Regions from separate parts of the Mus musculus genome. Here region 2 is linked to region 1. Evidence: chromatin loops called from intact Hi-C (ENCODE). Cell type or tissue: left cerebral cortex. All regions are shown on one strand. Links, peaks and the distances in the headings refer to the core of each region. The heading gives the core; the rest is flanking DNA. Region 1 holds the start of Snrpa1 (small nuclear ribonucleoprotein polypeptide A'). Region 2 overlaps Tjp1 (tight junction protein 1).

What was found. A loop is a pair of places that touch in the nucleus more often than their neighbours do. Peaks named below come from ENCODE experiments on the same cell type or tissue, not always from the same donor. Only the 100,000 strongest peaks of a DNase experiment are listed, where the experiment ranks them.
Region 2: it touches region 1 in a loop (5-fold over the local background); 3 of 42 quality-filtered maps call a loop at or near these places.

What each region holds. Positions count from the first base shown.
Region 1 is chr7:66,056,120-66,065,464 of GRCm38, reverse strand. Snrpa1 (small nuclear ribonucleoprotein polypeptide A') reads right to left here and starts at 5,129. Exons shown (of 9, transcript NM_021336.4): 1 at 4,773-5,129; 2 at 3,194-3,341; 3 at 1,620-1,698. The coding sequence starts at 4,854. In left cerebral cortex, for the core only: no CTCF peak of the experiment used is centred there; a DNase peak (open chromatin) is centred at 4,955; H3K4me3 peaks cover 2,123 bases; H3K27ac peaks cover 913 bases.
Region 2 is chr7:65,299,371-65,308,715 of GRCm38, reverse strand. It overlaps Tjp1 (tight junction protein 1), which reads left to right. Exons shown (of 27, transcript NM_001163574.1): 23 at 2,180-2,346; 24 at 5,498-5,972; 25 at 7,433-7,650; 26 at 8,903-9,046. Among named protein-coding and RNA genes, the nearest start is that of Tjp1, 67 kb to the left of the region's middle. In left cerebral cortex, for the core only: no CTCF peak of the experiment used is centred there; no DNase peak of the experiment used is centred there.

The sequences.
Region 1 (9,345 bases), core at 652-8,651:
TCCTACCTGCAGGTTTTAGGAGACAACAAAGATGAAAGTTAGTTCTGGATAGAAAACAATTTGTCATGGAAGCAGTTAACCAAAAATAGCTTGTTTGGGGTTTATTATATTACATGATATAAACCTCAAGGTCAAACAGTGTTAACACAGAGAGGTCACAAAAAAAGTTACTCAAAAGGTTTAGTTTCTGGAAATACTAACAAATTTAAAACTTGTATGTATTAAGAGATCTAAAACTGACAAAACTCCAGACAGGCAATTGAATCTATTATCATACATAAAATCTTACTATATCTCTTTCAGCAGATATATGTATGCATGTGTGTGTGTGTGTATAAGTTAGGCTGGCTGACCAGTGAGCCGCAAGGATCTAGCTCTCCCTCCCCATTATGCCCAGCGTGCTTGCTTGCTTGTTTGTACAGATCCTGGGGTTAGAACCCAGGTCTTCGTGCTTAGGTAGTAAGCACTTTAAACTATGCCATGAGACTTGGGCAATTGTAGAACTTGCAAGTAGCTATGTTAATACAGAGAAACAGATAAAATGAAATTTAACCTCTTATCCAAAATATCAATGCACTATGACATAAAAAGCCACTAAGAAAGTTAACACCTTCATTTGTTAGGGATTGGTTCTAATGTTTTGATTTAATCAGGAATCTGCCTGTCCAAACGCTGAAGGTTCTTGTCCCCATTTGTTTTTTGATCGATCAATAAAGATGCCAGCTGCCAATGGCTGGGCAAAGGGAGATGGGGTAGACCCCTTAGGTTTGGACACCAAAGAGAGAAGAGAGGAGAATCAGCAGGTTTCAGAGGGAGTCAGATCAGATTTAGAGCTGCAGAAGGAAAATCATCCAAAATGTAGGTGAGAAGGAATTGGGCCCCGGGAAGGGCTGCCCAGAAGTGTCCTGGGCAGCAAAGACCAGGGGGATGCCCTGAAGGAACACGACAGCAAAGATAGATCATAGATTTAGAGGACGTTGAGTCAGGAGTACTGGAGGGAAATCTATGATAGTCAGGCAGAGGATTAGCACTGCTCAGCCTTTGAGCTAACCAAGGCATTTCAAAAGTAAGCTAACGTTGAGTGTGTGTGTCTTTCATTCTCGAATCCAAAGTTCCTGGTGGGAGCCTGGAAGCGCAACCGCCGGGAGCACAGAGCAGAAGAGCAAACTCACTGCTGCGTTCATTTTTATTACTACCATACTGAACACTTCAATTCTGCAAACATGGGAATTTGTTAATCCATGAAAGGGGAAGGGGAGTTTCAACAGAACATCAGAAGTGCTAATAGTGACTGACAAACTAGATTGCCTAATGTAAACTCTCCTACCAAGATACCCAGCAGAATCAAAACTCAAAAGGCAGACCTGAGTGGGCAAAGAGATCTGGAACATTTACTCCAAATATCCAGACGCCTTGCCAATTCCCAGAAAACCAATGAAACCAACACAACCATAAATAAATAAATAAATAAATAAATGAATAAATAAATAAATAAATAAATAAAGGCTTAAGTAGTAAGATAATTAGGACAAAACTTAAAGAGGAAGTAGGAGGTAATTTTCCATAGTAGGAAGAATCCTTAACCTTGCCCCTTAAAGAGCTTTCTCCATTCTACTTACCAGTTCCACTAGACTGTTGTTGGTGAGGATGAGCTCTGTCAGACAGGGAAGAGCCTGGTCAAGTCCCTCACCTATACGGCTAAAATAAAAATAGAGAGGCTCTCAGTGAAAACAAAAGTTAAATAAGCTAATATTTCTCCATCTTTTCGAGTATTAACGCTTCAGTGATAGAATACCCATCTCCCACATTCCATCTCAGGGAAAGTACCCAAGAGGGAGTCTTGTCTGAGGCACAGGGTCAGTGACAGGGATGGGATGACCTCAGAAACCCATGCCTTCTGAGCTTTTCACTGCCGAGTAGTCTAGTGCAACCCAAGGGAAGGTGAGACTCCGGGGTAGGAAAAAACTACTTAGCCAATTTACAATTTCTTGTTCAGAAAACTCAAAACCCAATAATTTTGGATTTAGAGAACTGGGGTAAGACATTCATCAGAGAAAATGTTTAATCATGAAAGTGGCTTCTCCCTAAAAACACTACTCAGTGCTTTTATGTGTATGGGTGTATGCACTTATGCCGCATAGCAACTACGTGCTTGGCTCCTGTGGAAGTCAGAAAAGGGCCTTGAATTCCCTGGAACTAGAGTTTCAAGCTGCCACGCTGGTCTTGGAAAAGCAGCAGCCAGTGCTGTTAACTAGAGTCCTATCTCCAGCCAATGGTCCTTTTCTTAATGAAAGCTTTGCCATCAGGGTGGTGGTAGTGCACGCCTTTGATCCTAGCACTCAGAAGGCAAAGGGAGGCAGATCTCTGAGTTTGAGGCCAGCCTGGTCTACAGAGTGAGTTCCAGGACAGCCAGGGCTCACAGAGAAACCCCACTCATACAAACAAATATGATCTTAATTTCACAGAATTATATTGTAGAAACCAACTACAAAAACCAAAACCAGCATAGTGGATGAGGTATAGGTACTCAGTGAAAAGTAACTTTATTTCATAAAAAGATTTTTACTGTGACAGGGTCTCACTATGTAGCCCTGGCTGGAATTTGCTGTCAACAAGGCTGTCCTTGAACTCAGAGATCAGCCTGCCTCAGACTCCAGAGTGTTAGGATTAAAGGCAGATACCACTACACATGGCCTTTATAAATCTTTTTAATTATGATGCTATTGATGACTACTCTAAAATCTGATTTGTTGACATAGCACAATGCTTCAAATTCAAAGTTTAATGTCAGTTACGAATATTAAAGATTTCTGAAGAGTAGCAAGTAAGGTCAGGCCAATGCCCAAGTTAATCTCCAACCTCTTAGGAAAAGGGCTCTATTCATTTCTCCCTTTAAGACACATGGGCAGGCTGGAGTGGTGGCTCAGCAACTTAGAGCCCTGGCTGATCTTCCAGAGGACCCAGATTCTATTCCTACAGCTGGAGCAGCTCAGGACTATCTGTAAACCTAGCTCCAGAGAAGCCAAGGCCCTCCTCTGGCCTCCAGAGGCACTAGGAGGGTGTGTGGTACCTGCAAGCAAAAAACTAATATACATTAAAACAAAACAAAACAACAACCAAAACCCCATTATCTTCAGGGTACATTAGAACACTTACTTAAGGGAAGAAAGTATTCTCACTAGCAGTCACTCACCAAATTCTGTTGTTGTTCACTAATAATGTTTTCAGTCTTCTCAACAAAGGGAAACCGTCCAGTTTCCGGATCTCATTGTCAGAAAAATCAATAGCATCAAACTGGTCTAAGGTGGCACCCAGATTCTCAATAACCGGAATTTTATATCCTGTAGAGGGAAAACATACATACAACAAATATTAATATAAATGAAAAGTCCTGAAAATCGCAGGAGTATGTGATGGAATTTGACTCAGCGCTCCCATTCGGGAAGTATTAACCAGGCACTAGCACCATGCCGTGCACTGAACAAAAATAAGGTAAATGACGAAAGGGTTAAGTGGAGGCCTTAGTGCTACAAAGCTTGAAGTAAAACTGAAGAGGCTGAAGGCAAGAGGAAGAACAGATGGGCATATTTACTAGTATTGGTGCCCATGGTTTATTAAGAACGTCTATGAGGTATTCACATTCGTCACTGAGCTAGGTACTATAAGGAAGGACACAACCCAGCTGTGAAGGAGTGCAATAAAAGATATGGTAGCAGAATAAGCATTCTCCAGACTGCACGGTTTTCAGAGAGACAGCAGACATCAAAACTGTGCCAAGACAGTGAAAGGACCCAGATGCTCCTGAACCGGACTTTTCTCCAAGAAAGTTAATTTCATTCAACAAACACAAAGAACACTAGGATTTCCCATAGGCAGGAAGAAACTTTCAAAAATGGCAGTGCACAGCGCCCCCGAGACTTTGATTGCCTCTGGTCACAGTCTTATAATCTTAACCCCTTCCAAAGCCATCTCCTGAATAGTTAACGATTACCTCTCAGTTCTATGTTTTAAAAATCAAGTGCTACTTCTGTCAGAACTGAACAGGTGAGTTCCGCCACCCCACACACAGAAGTGACCATTATGCCACGGTCAAACAGCTCAATCTTGAAAACACCAAATTATCCGGGGCTGCGGGTCTGGCTCAGTAGCGCGAGTGCTTTCCTGACAGACATGAAACCCTGGGCTCATCCAAAGCACCATATAAACGTGGTGCAGGCATTTAAACCCAGCTCCCAGGAAGTGGAGGCAAGAGGGTCCGAAGTTCGAGATAAACCTTAACTATATAACGGTTTGAAGTCAGCTCGGAATACACGAGACGTTGTCTCAAAAACAAATGAACAAAACCAAACCGGAATTATTGGGGCAATTAAGGTAACTCTGGTACATATCCACCCTACCCTCAGGTGCCACATTAACGCTTTTGCTAAAAAACAAACAAACAAACAAACAAACAAACAAACAAAAAACACCAGCCAGCAGCCGGCCTGTCCGTAGCGTTTTCTATTTTCCTAGTCCTCCAACAGTTAAAGCTGCTCGATGAGCGGGGCAATGCCTAGTGAGTACGGTCCGGGGAAGGAATCGAGGCGCCGTGTTTGCTAGCCGGAACGCCGGTAACAAACAGCCCCAAAGGGCCCTGCGGGACGGTGGATCGGAGGCGCCCAGCCCGGGTGGAGGCCCACGGGCCAGGCTCCAGCCTCTGCGCACGCGGCGGGGCTGGTTTCCCGCAGCCACGCGCCGGGGCCGGAACACAGCCCGCGCTCCGTCTAACTCACCCCGGAGGTCCAGTTCACGGTCCCGTACGGCATTTGTGTACTGCGCCGCCTGCTCGATCAGCTCCGCCGTCAGCTTCACCATCCTGTCGCAGCCCGCGGACCCTCACCTCCGACACCAGCCTGCGCCTCCCGCCAGTGCCGTGTCCCACAGTGCACCGCGCCTCGCCGCCAGACAGCACCAATCGTATCCCCGCGCAGCTCGACCGCCAGGCTAAAGCAATCGAAGACGTAGCCCCCGTGTCTTTGCTTCTGGGTTCTGGGCTTGAGCGTGCCTGGGAGTGTGGGGAGCCCAGATTCCAGTTTTTTTAATCCAAAAGATAAGAACACGCGAGGGATGCTCTGTCTCACGTCAGTGAACCTCAAGGGAGGGGTAGTTGGGACTACTCTCCCTTCTCCACCCAACAAGGGGCGGAGACTGTGAAGTCTCCTGAAAGTCAAGTTCCTAAATGTCTAACTTGGGCTTCCGCAGGTAAGGGGCAGGACCCGTAGGCTGGATTGCCTTAAAACAGAACCCTTCTGACCTGGTACAGTCACCTTAAAGCTTGAGGGTGAACTTGTAGCCTGTAGACATTTAGGTGTTCATACCAAAGCGCTGGTCAGGTGGCTTAGAGGTTAAGAGCACTTGCAACTTTTGTAACGGACTTGAGTTGGCATTCCAATATCCGTCTGGACACCTGACAACTGCTTGTAACTTCAGCCTCAGGGGATTTGCCGTCCATTTCTAGCCTCCTCAGACACCGGCAACCGCAAACACACACACACACACACAAATAAAATAAACCATAAGTGATATTCATATTGACTAGCTGTGATGGAGAATGCCTTTAATCCTAGCAGTTTGGAGACAGAAGGAGGTGGATCTCGGAGATAGAGGCCATCCTCGCCTACAGAGCCAGTTCCAGAACAACCAGGGATACACAGAGAAACTCTATCTCAAGCAAACAAACAACACCAAAAAAATTCATACGAAGTGCAGGGGAATACACATATCAGAAATTGCCATGTGATGAGTGCCCCACAGTGAATACAATATACCTGCAGAGCCTTGGCCTCTGTCTCCAAAGGCTTAAATGCACAAAATCATGTGCATATTTTTTTAAATCATAGCTTACTAATTAATGTACATGCCCACCTGTGTATACGTGATGACCCCTTCAGCCCTAGGCCATCAACTCCAACTGAGGCTGCACCTTCACTAGTGACCATCCCTGGCCTCTCACAGTGCCAAGCCTTAAATGCACGAAATCATATGCGTATTTTTTTTAAATCATAGCTTACTAATTAATGTACATGCCCACCTGTGTATAGGTGCAGGGGAGGCTTCAGCCTAAAATTCCCTGGAGCTGGCCGTTGTGATCCTTTGGACATGTGTGCTAGAAGTCAACCCCTGGTCCTCAGCATGAGCAGAAAACACTCTTAAAAATACTTTTAGAAATTATTTGTTATATCTCTGTGGTTTTGGGCACATGAGTGCAGATACCCACAAAGGCCAGAGGTGCCAGATACTCTGAAGTCGGGGTTACACGTGGTTGCTGGGATCTGAACTCTGGTCCTCTGAAAGAGCTGTACACACTCTCTTACCTGCTGAGTCATGGAATGACTGACCTGAGAAGGAACTTGAACAGCTCACTCTCCTGCCTCCATCTTCATGTGCTAGGATTATTGGAGTGAGTTTATGTAGTGGTGACCCCTTCAGCCCTGGGCCATCAACTCCAACTGAGGCTACACCTTCACCAGTGACCATCCCTGGCCTCTCACAGTGCCAAGCCTCAGCTGCTGTTCGTAATCCCTTTGTGCCTTCAAAACTAGCATCACCTGGGTGATTCTTATACATTACCAAGTCCAGCTGCAGCATGAGGTACAACCTTGACTATCTCTGGAACACATTTTCTTTGGGCTCTCAGAACACACTTCCCAGAAGATTTCACTCCAGTAATGCTGGTCTCTTCTTAGTCACTGCTAATTTCTTTGCTCCAGCTAATCAGTATCATGGGCCAACCAGAAGTCCCTTCTATTCTGGACTCTAAAGGCAGAGCCACATGGGTAAAGCTGCGGAGTTCTGCTGGGGCAGGAGCACGGCCCCCTTCCTCTATTACATCATCACCAACTTTCTGTTTTCAACTCCACTGCCTAATACTTGGCTGTCCTGAAACTTGCTCTGTAGACTGACCTTGAACTCTGAGATCTGCATGGCTCTGTCTCCTGAATGCCAGGATTAAAGGTGTGCACCACCATGCCTGGACCTAAGCTCTTCATGGTGACTATGTCTCAAGATCCAGACCAAAAGCTTGTGTCACCCCATGCCAATTTGACACACAGTCACATCTCCTTATATCCAAATGAAAGCAATAACCTGGTCATAATAGCATAACTATCTGTTGTTCAACTGCAAACACATAAACAATAAATTTAGCTGGGATGGGATCTTGCCCTGAAATTACTACTCCCTTAAACTGTTGATCTTGAGCACAGGATTTAGCTCCATTGCCCTACATGGTGCCAGTTTTCAATATACTTGAACCATATATTTTGTATTTTTCCTTTCTAAGCTTGCTACACATGATCAAAACTCTCTTTGTGAGAGTAAACCAGAGGACAAAGTCTATGCTGGGCTTTTCTGAGACTTCCTTTACCTTACTTAGCCTCTTTACTCTTTCCCCTGGCCTCAGGTAGACTCTTCAGACAAGGGCAAAAAGCAGCAACATTCTTCACCAAAACAGCATAAGAACAATCTCCACAGTTGAAAACACCCTCAGTATCAGTGTCTTCCATATTCCTCCTGGAATGGCTCACTGAGCACTTAATGCAACTCACTGCTTCCAAAGTCCCCAAATCCACATTCCTCCAAACAAAAATGTGTCAGGCCTATCACAGCAATTCCCAAGTCCCTGATATCAGCTTCTGACTTAGTTATGGTTTCCATTGGTATGAAGAGATGATGCCATGAGCATGGTGACTTACAAAGAACAGCCTTTAATTGGGGTTGGTTTACAGGTTCAGGAGTTCAGTCCATTATCATCAGGGCAGGGAAGCACAGCAGCATCCAGGCAGACGCGGGGCTGGAGGAACTGAGAGTTCTACATCTTGTTCCAAAGGCAAAAAGGAGATGACTGTCTTCAGGCAGCTAGAAAGAGGGTCTCAAAACCCACCCTCACAGTGACACACTTCCTCCAATAAGGCTGCACCTCCTAATAGTGCCATTCCCTGGGCCAAGCATCTTCAAACCACCACACCACTCACCCAACACTGATATCGAGAGACCAGATCCTGGGTTTAGACTCCATCTTAGAGAGCCTGACCTAAGGTTGAACTCGAGTTAACTAACAAGTCAGCATCTAGCATTACTCCTAGGTTACTCCCAAACAAGACCAGTTTCCAGGTTATTCTCTCTAACAAGCCTGCCCCTGGCACTTCCTTGTAGCCTTGTTGGAGGACATGTGTCACTGTAGGGCCAGGCTTTATGATCTCCTGTGCTCAAGCTATGCCCACTATGGCACACTCTCCTGTTGCCTGTAAATCAAGATGTAGAACTCTCAGCTCCTTCTCCAGCACCATGTTGCCTGCATGCTGCCATGTTTCTGCCATGGTGATAATGAACTAATCCCGTGGAACTATAAGCCAGCCCCAATTAAATGTTGTCCTTTATAAGAATTGCTGTGGTCGCAGCAATAAAACCCTAACTGAGGCACCATCTGAAAATTAAGTTACCACCATATTCGAAGACCATTCTTTCTATTTAGCTCTTCAAAGCCACTCTTGTCAAAATCAAGTGTCCAAACTCATGAAGCTCAGCTTTTGGACTAGACATTCTGTTCTATGGGTTTACTGGCATAATATCATACTGTCTTAATAATAATACATGCTTTATAAAAGAACACTCAAGCTTCACTTTTTCTCATATCTTTGGTTATTCTTGTTCTTTATAGTTTTTAAATATAAATCTTAGCTACATCTTATATCTAAAAACATTCTTTGGAGATAAGGAGGGGGATGGGGGTGGGTAGGTGGGTATGGGAATCAGGTGTAGGGAGAGCCAGGGAGAGGGCTGGGAGAGTGAAGGAAAATCAGGGTTGAGTGGGGTGGGGTAGGGCATTTCTAGGATGTGCCAGAGATGTGGGACAGGGGAGGCTCTAGGGAGTCTATGAGAGTGACTCTAGCTGAGAATCCTAGTTAGTGGTGAGGGATATGGAACCTGAAGTGGCTGCCTCCTGTGTCCTTCCAGTGGAGGGATAAGGACACCAAGCCACCCACAAAATCTTCCACCCAAAATTTGTCCTGCCTACAAGAAATTCAGGGACCAAGATGGAGTAGAGACTGAGGGAATAGCCAACCAATAACTGACCCAACTTGAGACTCATCCCCTGGGCCAGAACCAATCCAGGACACTATCAACAATACTTGCAGTCAGGAGCCTAGCATAACTGTCCTCTGAGAGGCTCCACTCAGAAGCTGACTAAACATTAGACAGAGCTCAAGGAGTCTTCTGGAAGGACTGAGGGATCTAGAGATAGAGATTCCATAGAAGTCCAATAGAGTCAACTAACCTGGACCCTTGGGTCTCCCAAAGACTGAA
Region 2 (9,345 bases), core at 620-8,619, 760 kb after region 1:
ATTTATTGATTTGATGGAGCTCACTCAGTACAGGGTACAGTGTCATCCACCCACTGCTAGTCGGCAGGTCTGGGAGGATCCTGTGCTAGCAGTGGTTCTCGCAGGGAAGCTTTGCCATTGAATGAAGTAGTGTCTGTCTGTCTCTTTTACCATTTTGCTTTCTGAGAACTAAATGCAGGAGAGAGATGGGTGGCAGGCAGTTGTTTGTTGTTCATGGTGAGCGTGTTGTGTGTGGCAGCTTTACAAATAAGCATCTTCCCACCGCAAGATTTAGCTTACGACTGGAGGGCTTGCTAGAAAAGAAAAGAACGCCATTGATATGGCCATGCTCGAAAGGTCCACATGTTTTCATTTGCCAGTTTGTCTTTATAAGGGGTCAGAATACCTGCCAGTCAAGAGACGTGTGGCCCTTCTCCTGTCTTTACTTATGCCATTTCTTTTGCCCAACCTTTTCTTTTTCTAAATTGGGCTTTATTTATTCATGATTTGTTGATTATTATTTGATAATTGCTTATTGTCTTACTTCGTTACTTTCTGTTTTGTTTTGTTTTGTTATTCATGGCAGGGTTTCTCTGTGTAGTCCAGTCTGGGTTTATGATATGCCTGCCTTTGCTGGGATTAAAGGCACAAACCGCCACCATCCAGTGACTCTTTGCTTTTATTTTTGAGTGCTGCTGGGTGTTGAGCCCAGGACCTGAGATGTGATGGGCAAGTGCCCTGACGCTGAGCTGTACCTTATTCTGGCTCATTTCTCTGCTCACCATTAGCTGCTGCTGCGGCATAGGTGAGCTGAGGACACAGAAGGCAGTGTGAGGACACAGATACGTGTGGGGGTAGGATATAACTAAGTTAATTATTGGTTAATACTATTGCTGATTCCGTTGGCTATGTGAGAGTGAGTAGTATGTTCTTTTATGAAGCAGGCTATGTTAAGATTATAGATGTTGGTTAATATTTTAAATGACATTTGAGTTCTATTTGCTGTAAATCTTAGTTAGATTGACCGTTTTCTTTCATTTTTCTATTGCGCTTGCTTTGCCATCACCTAGATTTCTTGGCTCTTACACTAGCTATGACTACTTGAAAAGGAACATCAAGTGGTAAGACTGGCTGGCATTGATGTGAGGCTGTTCCATGAGATGTCCCTCACTGTGTCGTTGGCATTATGTGCACTTTCAGATCTTAATGCTGTCTTCTAACATTGAAGTCTAAATACGTGTAAGCAAGGTACCAGCTAATTTTGATGCTGTTCATAAAACTAGATTATTTTCAATAAATATTGTATGAAAACAAATACACATTTCAAATCCATGTTATTGTCTGTGCACATAATGCCAGGCAGCTTGGCACTCTGCAGTAAGGCTCAGGTGGCAGGGTTGCAATTATGGGTCTATTTAGATTCCTTTGTTTAAATTCTATGTGTTACTTATTAACAATTGGCAAATTTGAAAACCTAAGGGTACATGGCACAATTTTTACTAGACAAGCCTTATAAAGTAAGTAGTGCCTGCTACTCCAGCAGTCGTTAAACAGAGCAAAAGAGCAGGAAACCAGGGCAGATTTTAAAGATGCCCTGTTTTTCTAGTGTTACTGGAACACAACCCTGCCTGTCCATTGACTGACTATGTCTAATTTTGCCTGGTAACAGCTAAGTCAAATAGCTGTGGCAGAAACCCTATGGCTCAGAAAGGCAAGTCCTTTTATCTGGCTCTTCACTGGAAAAGCTTGCCAGCATTGGGTCTGTGACACCGTGTTTTATGGTGCTTTGAGTATGCTTGACACCAAGATTTTGTACCTGAGATACAAAATTAGAAGTTAGTTTAAGGAAGGTTTGTGCCAAAATAACATTTCTCAAAATATTTGCAAAACTTCCTTAAATCTACTATTTTTATAAATATCACAAATATTAAAAGTATACCCAAAATTTCATCCGCCTTTTAATAGATATCTCCTGGATGTTTTACTAATATTCTTCAAGTATCTGTGCTGTCTTGACATTTCTTGTGCTGATGAATTTGTTTGTATATTTTGGTAGAGTTGCTACCTATACTCATGAGAAGAAATTGTGAAATTGTGACATTTCTAGATACTTTTTTTTTTTTTTAAAGAAACAGCAGCAGTTTTGCGATGGGGTTCATTTTTCCAGCATTGAAACTTCTTCTCTTTTTCCTTTAAATAGGGGAAAACCCGAAACTGATGCTGTGGATAGATCATTCAGTGAGAAACGTTATGATCCAGCCCAGGCCACGCCTCCTCCTCCTCCGTTGCCCTCACAGTACAGCCAGCCAGCTCCACCTCTGTCCAGCTCTTCTCTCCACATACATTCCAAGGGCGCCCAGGGTGAAGGTAGGAAGTTAAGACATTGATATATTACTATAATAGAGTAATGGTTATGAAGTTAAATTCTCACAGTTTTGAAGCTTAGGTGACTTTAATGTTTTTGTTTTTTTTTTTTTAAGTTCAAAAAATGCTTGGGCTGGTAACAGTGAAAAGTAAAGGTTTTTGTCAAAAATGTATGTTATTTCGGCCTGGTAGCTCATGTCTTTAATCCTAGTGCAGAGGCCTTGAATCTGAGTTTGAGACTACCCACCCTAGTCTGTATAATACGTTCCTAGCCAGCTAGGACTGCATACTAACTCACACAGAAAAGAAAGAAAGTGTGTTGTGTGTTACCTTCTGTTTATTTAAATGACTGTTATATTGCATGAGCCTTGTAGCTAAATGGATTTTTGTCAAAACACCCCCCCCAACCCCTGGTATTTTTTTTTAAAACATAAATTTATATCAATTTCCACATCTTGAAAGCAGTACCTGATAATTGATGTGCCTCAGTTTAAATATCTAAGGGCCATAGAGATGCCTCAGCAGGTTAAATTGCTTCATTGGGCCTGATGTGAAGTCCAGCCCTGGAACCTGCATGGTAGAAGAAAAGAACTGATTCCAGCCACTTTTCTGCTGACATCGTACACTCTCAGTGGTACGAACACACTCACACATGCTAAATAAGATGTCATTTTAAATATTTGAATAGTGTCTTATAAGACTTGTTATGCTCCATCTTAAAATATGAAACATAAGAAAGCCATACAGTTTTACACAGAAAATGTCTTTTCATCTTTCAGTAAAATCTCAATGGATGCAGCTTACTCATTTGAATAGCTAGATAATATTCTACCCTAATAGAATAAAATTTTTCTCTTCTTGACATTTGTTAGTACCTATCTATTACCTGTTGGAGGGCGGCATTCTTGAAACAAACCAATTACTGTATACATAGCTCACCCATACTTAGAGATGCATGTGGTGGTACGTGCCTTTAGTTCTGGCACTTCAGAGACAAAGGCTAGCCTGGGCTAAACAGCATTTTATTTTGTCCTGGAACTGACTCTAGACCAGACTGGCCTTGAACTCAAGAGATCTACCAGCCTCTGCCTCCTGATTGCTGGGATTAAAGGTGTACAACACCATTGCCTGGCTACACAGCAAATTCCGTACACAATTAAGAGACCTACCAAAGGAAGAAAAACAAATGTTTAAACAGGCATCTTTTGCTGATTCCCCTCCTTAAGGAAGATTTGTTTTCCCTAAGTGATGCCAGCTAGAAGGTTTTGTTGGTATTGATTTGTTTTAATAGGTGCCTTTTATCACAGTTAGGAGTTGTCTCTAGTCTTAGTTTGCTGAAAGCCTTTTGTTGAGTGTTTTTCTCTTGTGAGCTAGAGAGACGGCTCAGTGGTTATCAGCACTTGCTGCTCTTACAGCGGGCTTGGGCTTGGCTCCCAGCACCACATCAGGCAGCCCTTGACTGACTCCAGATCCAACATCATAATCTGGCCAACACAGGCACTGGGCACATATGTGGGAAACACACATACATGCATCTGCACTCACATACACATAAAATAAAAATCCAGCACTTGGGAGGCAGAGACAGGCGGATCTATAGAGCAAGTTCCAGGACACCCAAGGCTACACAGAAAAGCCCTGTCTCAGGGAGGAGGAGTCTTTAAAATTAAAAATATTTACTTCTCAAATTATCAGGATCATCTGATTTTTCTTATTATCTTAATGTGGTTATATTATTGTGCTCATGAAGAATTTAGATTCATAGTTTTCTGGAAATGGCTTTGTCTGATTTTGTTATCAGTGTTGTACTAGTTCTGTAAAAGAGAACATAGCTTTTCTTTTCCTTTATCTTTAAAACAAAACAAAAAACCGACATTTTCCCACCAGTGTTCCTTTTTTGTGACTTGATAGCAGTTCAGTGGTTCTGTTTGTCGCCACCGCTCCGGCAGAGTGTAGCCCTGTCCCTGCTGCTCTCCACATCTATGGACACTTGAGTTGCCCCATTTGTCAGGTTTGCCCATTCCCTGGTTGTGATATGATCTTTAACGATTAGTTTATTTTTATTTTCTATTTCCCCAATGGTTAGGTTAGTGTCTTATTACACAGTGCTTGGCGATTTACACAGAGGCAGGTGTTCTTCACTTCTGCACAGAGGATTAATACTGATGACCACTTAGACAGTTTTAAAGTATCTTCTACTAGTGTCTTAGTCAGGGTTTCTATTCCTGCACAAACATCATGACCAAGAAGCAGTTGGGGAGGAAAGGGTTTATTCAGCTTACACTTCCATACTGCTGTTCATCACTGAAGGAAGTCAGGACTAGAACTCAGGCAGGTCAGGGAGCAGGAGCTGATGCAGAGGCCATGGAGAGATGTTCTTTACTGGCTTGCTTCCCCTGGCTTGCTCAGCCTGCTCTCTTACAGAACCCAAGACTACCAGCCCAGAGATGGCACCACCCACAAGGGCCTTTCCCCCTTGATCACTAATTGAGAAAATGCCTTACAGCTGGATCTCGTGGAGGCATTTCCTCAACTGAAGCTCCTTTCTCTGTGATAACTCCAGCTGTGTCAGCTGACACACAGCCAGTACAGCTAGTGTGTAGCTGCTGTGCCTTTTTTTTTTTTTTTTAAATGCTTTGGTTAAGGATAAGTTTGCAATACTGATGGGTTTCATATCATCAAAATTGCCATTCTGTTTCTTTTTTTTTTTTTAAGATTTATTTATTATTTTATGTAAATACACTGTAGCTGTCTTCACACACTCCAGAAGAGGAAGTCAGATCTCATTACGGATGGTTGTGAGCCACCATGTGGTTGCTGGGATTTGAACTCTGGACCTTTGGAAGAGCAGTCGGGTGCTCTTACCCACTGAGCCATCTCACCAGCCCGCCATTCTGTTTCTAATTTTCAGTAGATAGTGGGACAGAGTTACTCAAGACATATGTGGCCAGTGCTTTCGTAGCCTCTTTCTGAATCTGAGGCAACCAGCTACACTCCAACTTGTCAACATCACATGGGACCTAGGACTTTACCTTAGGACATGTTAATGCCAAAAGAAAGCAAAGGGTTGTTAGAATGATTTTCAGAGCGTTTTTTTTTTTTTTAATGTATGTATGTATGTATGTATGTATGTATGTATGTGTTTGTTTTTCAGGCAACTCAGTATCATTGGATTTTCAGAACTCATATATGTCCAAACCAGACCCACCCCCATCTCAGAGTAAACCAGCAACTTTCAGACCACCAACTCGAGAAGACCCCCCTCAGACTTTCTATCCGCAGAAAAGTTTCCCAGACAAAGCTCCAGTTAACGGAGCTGAGCAGACTCAGAAAACCATCACTCCGGTGTACAATCGATTCACACCAAAGCCGTACACAAGTTCTGCCCGGCCATTTGAACGCAAATTTGAAAGTCCGAAGTTCAACCATAATCTTCTGCCAAGTGAAACTGTACATAAACCTGAATTGTCTTCAAAAACTCCCACTTCCCCAAAAACTCTTATGAAAGCTCATAGTTCAACACAGCCTCCAGAGTTTGACAGTGGAGTTGAAACTTTCTCTGTTCACACAGATAAGCCTAAATATCAAATGAATAATATCAGCACCATGCCTAAAGCTGTCCCTGTGAGGTAAGATACAAACTTGCCTTTGTTTGTTTGTTTTTAAATGGGAAGGCAGAGTGATCCCCATCTCCCAGGTGCTGGGACTACAGATGTGCAGCTATAGGTTTGAAGTAGTTTATATGATAAATTATACCAGTAAACTGAACTGTTAACTGTAGTCGAACATCCTCCAGGAGGTGAAAGGTGTTAATCAAATTCTAAAGCTAATGAGCACATAGCATCAGTAAGTACTGTCATTATCCCTGTGTCACCAGTAGCTCAGGTTAGGGAACAGAAGCCAGTTTGCCCAACCAGCATCATATATAAATCTAGAGGGGGGTAAGTAAGCCTGTGGTCATCTAATCTCAAAGCCCCAGTGTGATGGACGGATATATCTACTCCTCATTTACTATCTAGTCAGCTAGGGTGCAGGAAAGAATAGAATGTAGTGACCTCAGAATGGCTATTGAAGGCAATAGTTAGAAAGATGGTCGAGTCAACCTTAGCCTAACTCAGGCAGGCTTTTCTCTGTCTGCTTGTTACTTAGTGATTGAACAGAGCCATCTTTCCACATACCGCGACTCAGTTCAGCCCCTTTAGACTTTCTCAGGTCGTCCATGAAGGAGACGCGCTCACAGGTAGAAACAAGGACCATGAAGGCCACCTGGAGTCTGCTTCTCAGGATGATTATGTCAATCTGTCAGTCTGCCTTCTCATAGTCAGTCAGTAGCAGGGTTCTTGCTATGCGTGGCTACCTTGTGTTACCACATCAGGCAATAGGCGCCGGTCCCTTTCCATTTGCACCCTGCCTGCGCTCATGCTGGAGAGAAGCTGACTGCAGTTCACATACTTCAAGTTGTTAGGACATCTTTTCTATCACATTAAAATTGTGGCTTAAAACTTTACTTCACAAAGTCTTGATCGTCTAGCTTCCAAGTTTGAAATGTTCATTGATAGTTTCATCCTCTGCCTTTGTCTTTTTGGGTCTTTGAGATATACCATGCCAGACCTTCTTACCTTGGAACCTTGGAGGCTTTAAACCTTTGTCAGCTTGGGCACTGGGCTTCAGGATGTCCCAAGGACGGGCACTGTGTGTGCGCGTGCGCACTGAAATTCCAAAGCTCTTTTCTGTGCTACACTGTTTCCTGTGTAACCAACTGAGCGTTAGCCACTCTGATTTAGAATACCCACCTCATGGATGTTCACGAAGACCCACAGTAGCTGTGAGACCAAAGAACCATGTTTGATACATTGAAATTACACTGGTAATTATAGTAGCCTCATTCTTTACTTTCAGAAAGGCAGTTTTGATTTTTTCTGAAAGGGCATACATAGTCTTAGCCCTCTAAGTAAGATTTTTCACTTGTTTAAGTAAAGAACTTCAAAATTGTTCAGGGAAATAAGGTTAAATACTTAAACTGTAACAGCAGTAAAGGGAAGTCTCTGCGTATTACTAGGATTTTCACTTGCCATTTTTGACCCCCCAGTCCTTCAGCTGTGGAAGAAGATGAAGATGAGGATGGTCATACTGTAGTGGCTACAGCTCGTGGCATTTTTAACAGCAATGGTGGTGTGTTGAGTTCCATAGAAACCGGTGTTAGTATAATTATCCCACAAGGAGCCATTCCTGAAGGAATTGAGCAAGAAATCTATTTCAAAGTCTGCAGAGACAATAGCATTCTCCCACCTTTAGATAAAGAGAAAGGTAAGTGTGCTTATTGTCTGCTTCACTGCAATAACTCCAGCGTAGCCCTGAGTGTACCTGTGTACGGCGGCCAGCCACAGGGAGAAGCAGAAAGCCTACCTGGATGGTTTAGGCTAAGCACAGCATTTTCTTTGTACAACTGAGGGCCTCTCAAATGAGCCTTCTGCAGAGAAGTGGTGCCACTGGCATGTGATTGGGGGGTGGGGGCCATAGGAGGCGCAGTACGTGTTCGACGGCAGGCCTCTCACATGACTGCTAGGTTGTTTGCCTGACCTAATCAAATTTGTAAGCCCATCCATCTTGGTATCACCCACCCAAGAAGGCTTTGCCCTTCCTGCCAACTATTACCTCAGGAGGCAACACTATTGAACACTCAGCACAGTGAGTAGCATGTCCTTAGAAGGTGGGAAGCATATTTCTGAACAGTTTGAGGAAGCCGAGAATGTCATTATTTTCATAGCCTTCCTAGATCCTTCCTAGATGATGAATTGAGGTGTGATTACTTTTAGCAGTTCTTGATTTCACTAAACATGGTATTGTAACCCACTTTCTAGAGGTACTCTGCCTTAAAAACAGTAGGACTCATATTGTTGGCCCTGCTTGAATACCTAAACACATGTATAGCAAACACTTAAAAATGAAAAGCATAGGTTAGTAGGATGGCTCAATGCGCAAAGGTGCCTCTTCTAACCCTAGAGATAAGACTTTGATTCCTGGGGCCCGCCCATACAATCAAAGGAGAGAACTGACTTCCTGCAGATTACACTCTGACCTTCACTAGCACAGCATGGCATGTGCACGTTCACACACACACACACACACACACACACACACACACACCAAATAAGGTCCTCCCCACCCCAACCCCCAGGGAATGCCAAAAAGTGCTTTGAATATGTTGTGCTACAGACTTAGTCGGTGGGATTGGAATTTAATAGCCCCTGGTTATATGGGATTTTATAGTACTAGAAATGTAAAATGGGCATCAGAGACGGAGTCTATTGGTTATATGTTGAAATATTTTTTCAGCCACATTGTTAGATAAAATATTAAAATGAATGTCACATTTCTTTTTCCTCTAATATATCTATTAAAATCTTACAAATTATAATTTTAGTGTCCACCGTATTTTTCTTAGCACTGCTATGGAGAACTAATGTTATTTGGCTTTAGCAAATGTGTACTAGGATTGACTGTATCTCGTGGGAAGACTTCAGTCATCTCTGTTGCTCCTTTCTCTCCTTGACTCCAGGTGAAACTCTGCTGAGCCCCCTAGTGATGTGTGGGCCCCATGGCCTCAAGTTCCTGAAGCCCGTGGAGCTACGCTTGCCACACTGTGCGTCCATGACTCCTGACGGTTGGTCTTTTGCTCTAAAATCATCCGACTCCTCGTCGGGTATGCTCTCCTCACTCTGTCTCTGGGCTTTGGGAACTGTCGTTGATTAATGCCTGAGCTCTTGGTGCTTCCCACGCTGTGTGTGAACAGGTCTTCCCTCTGTCCCTGTGGCCTCGGAAGCATTGCTAGTGTTTTAAACCTGCGGTTTATATGCTATAAATGCATATGGGACCGTGGAGACTTTTCTACCTTTTAATAATTGGCAATTTGGCTAAAAATTGGCTGTTCTTGGGGCTTAAAAATGTATATAATCTATCAGATTTTTTTCAAGGTGCAAAGTGTTTATTACACTTAGAAAG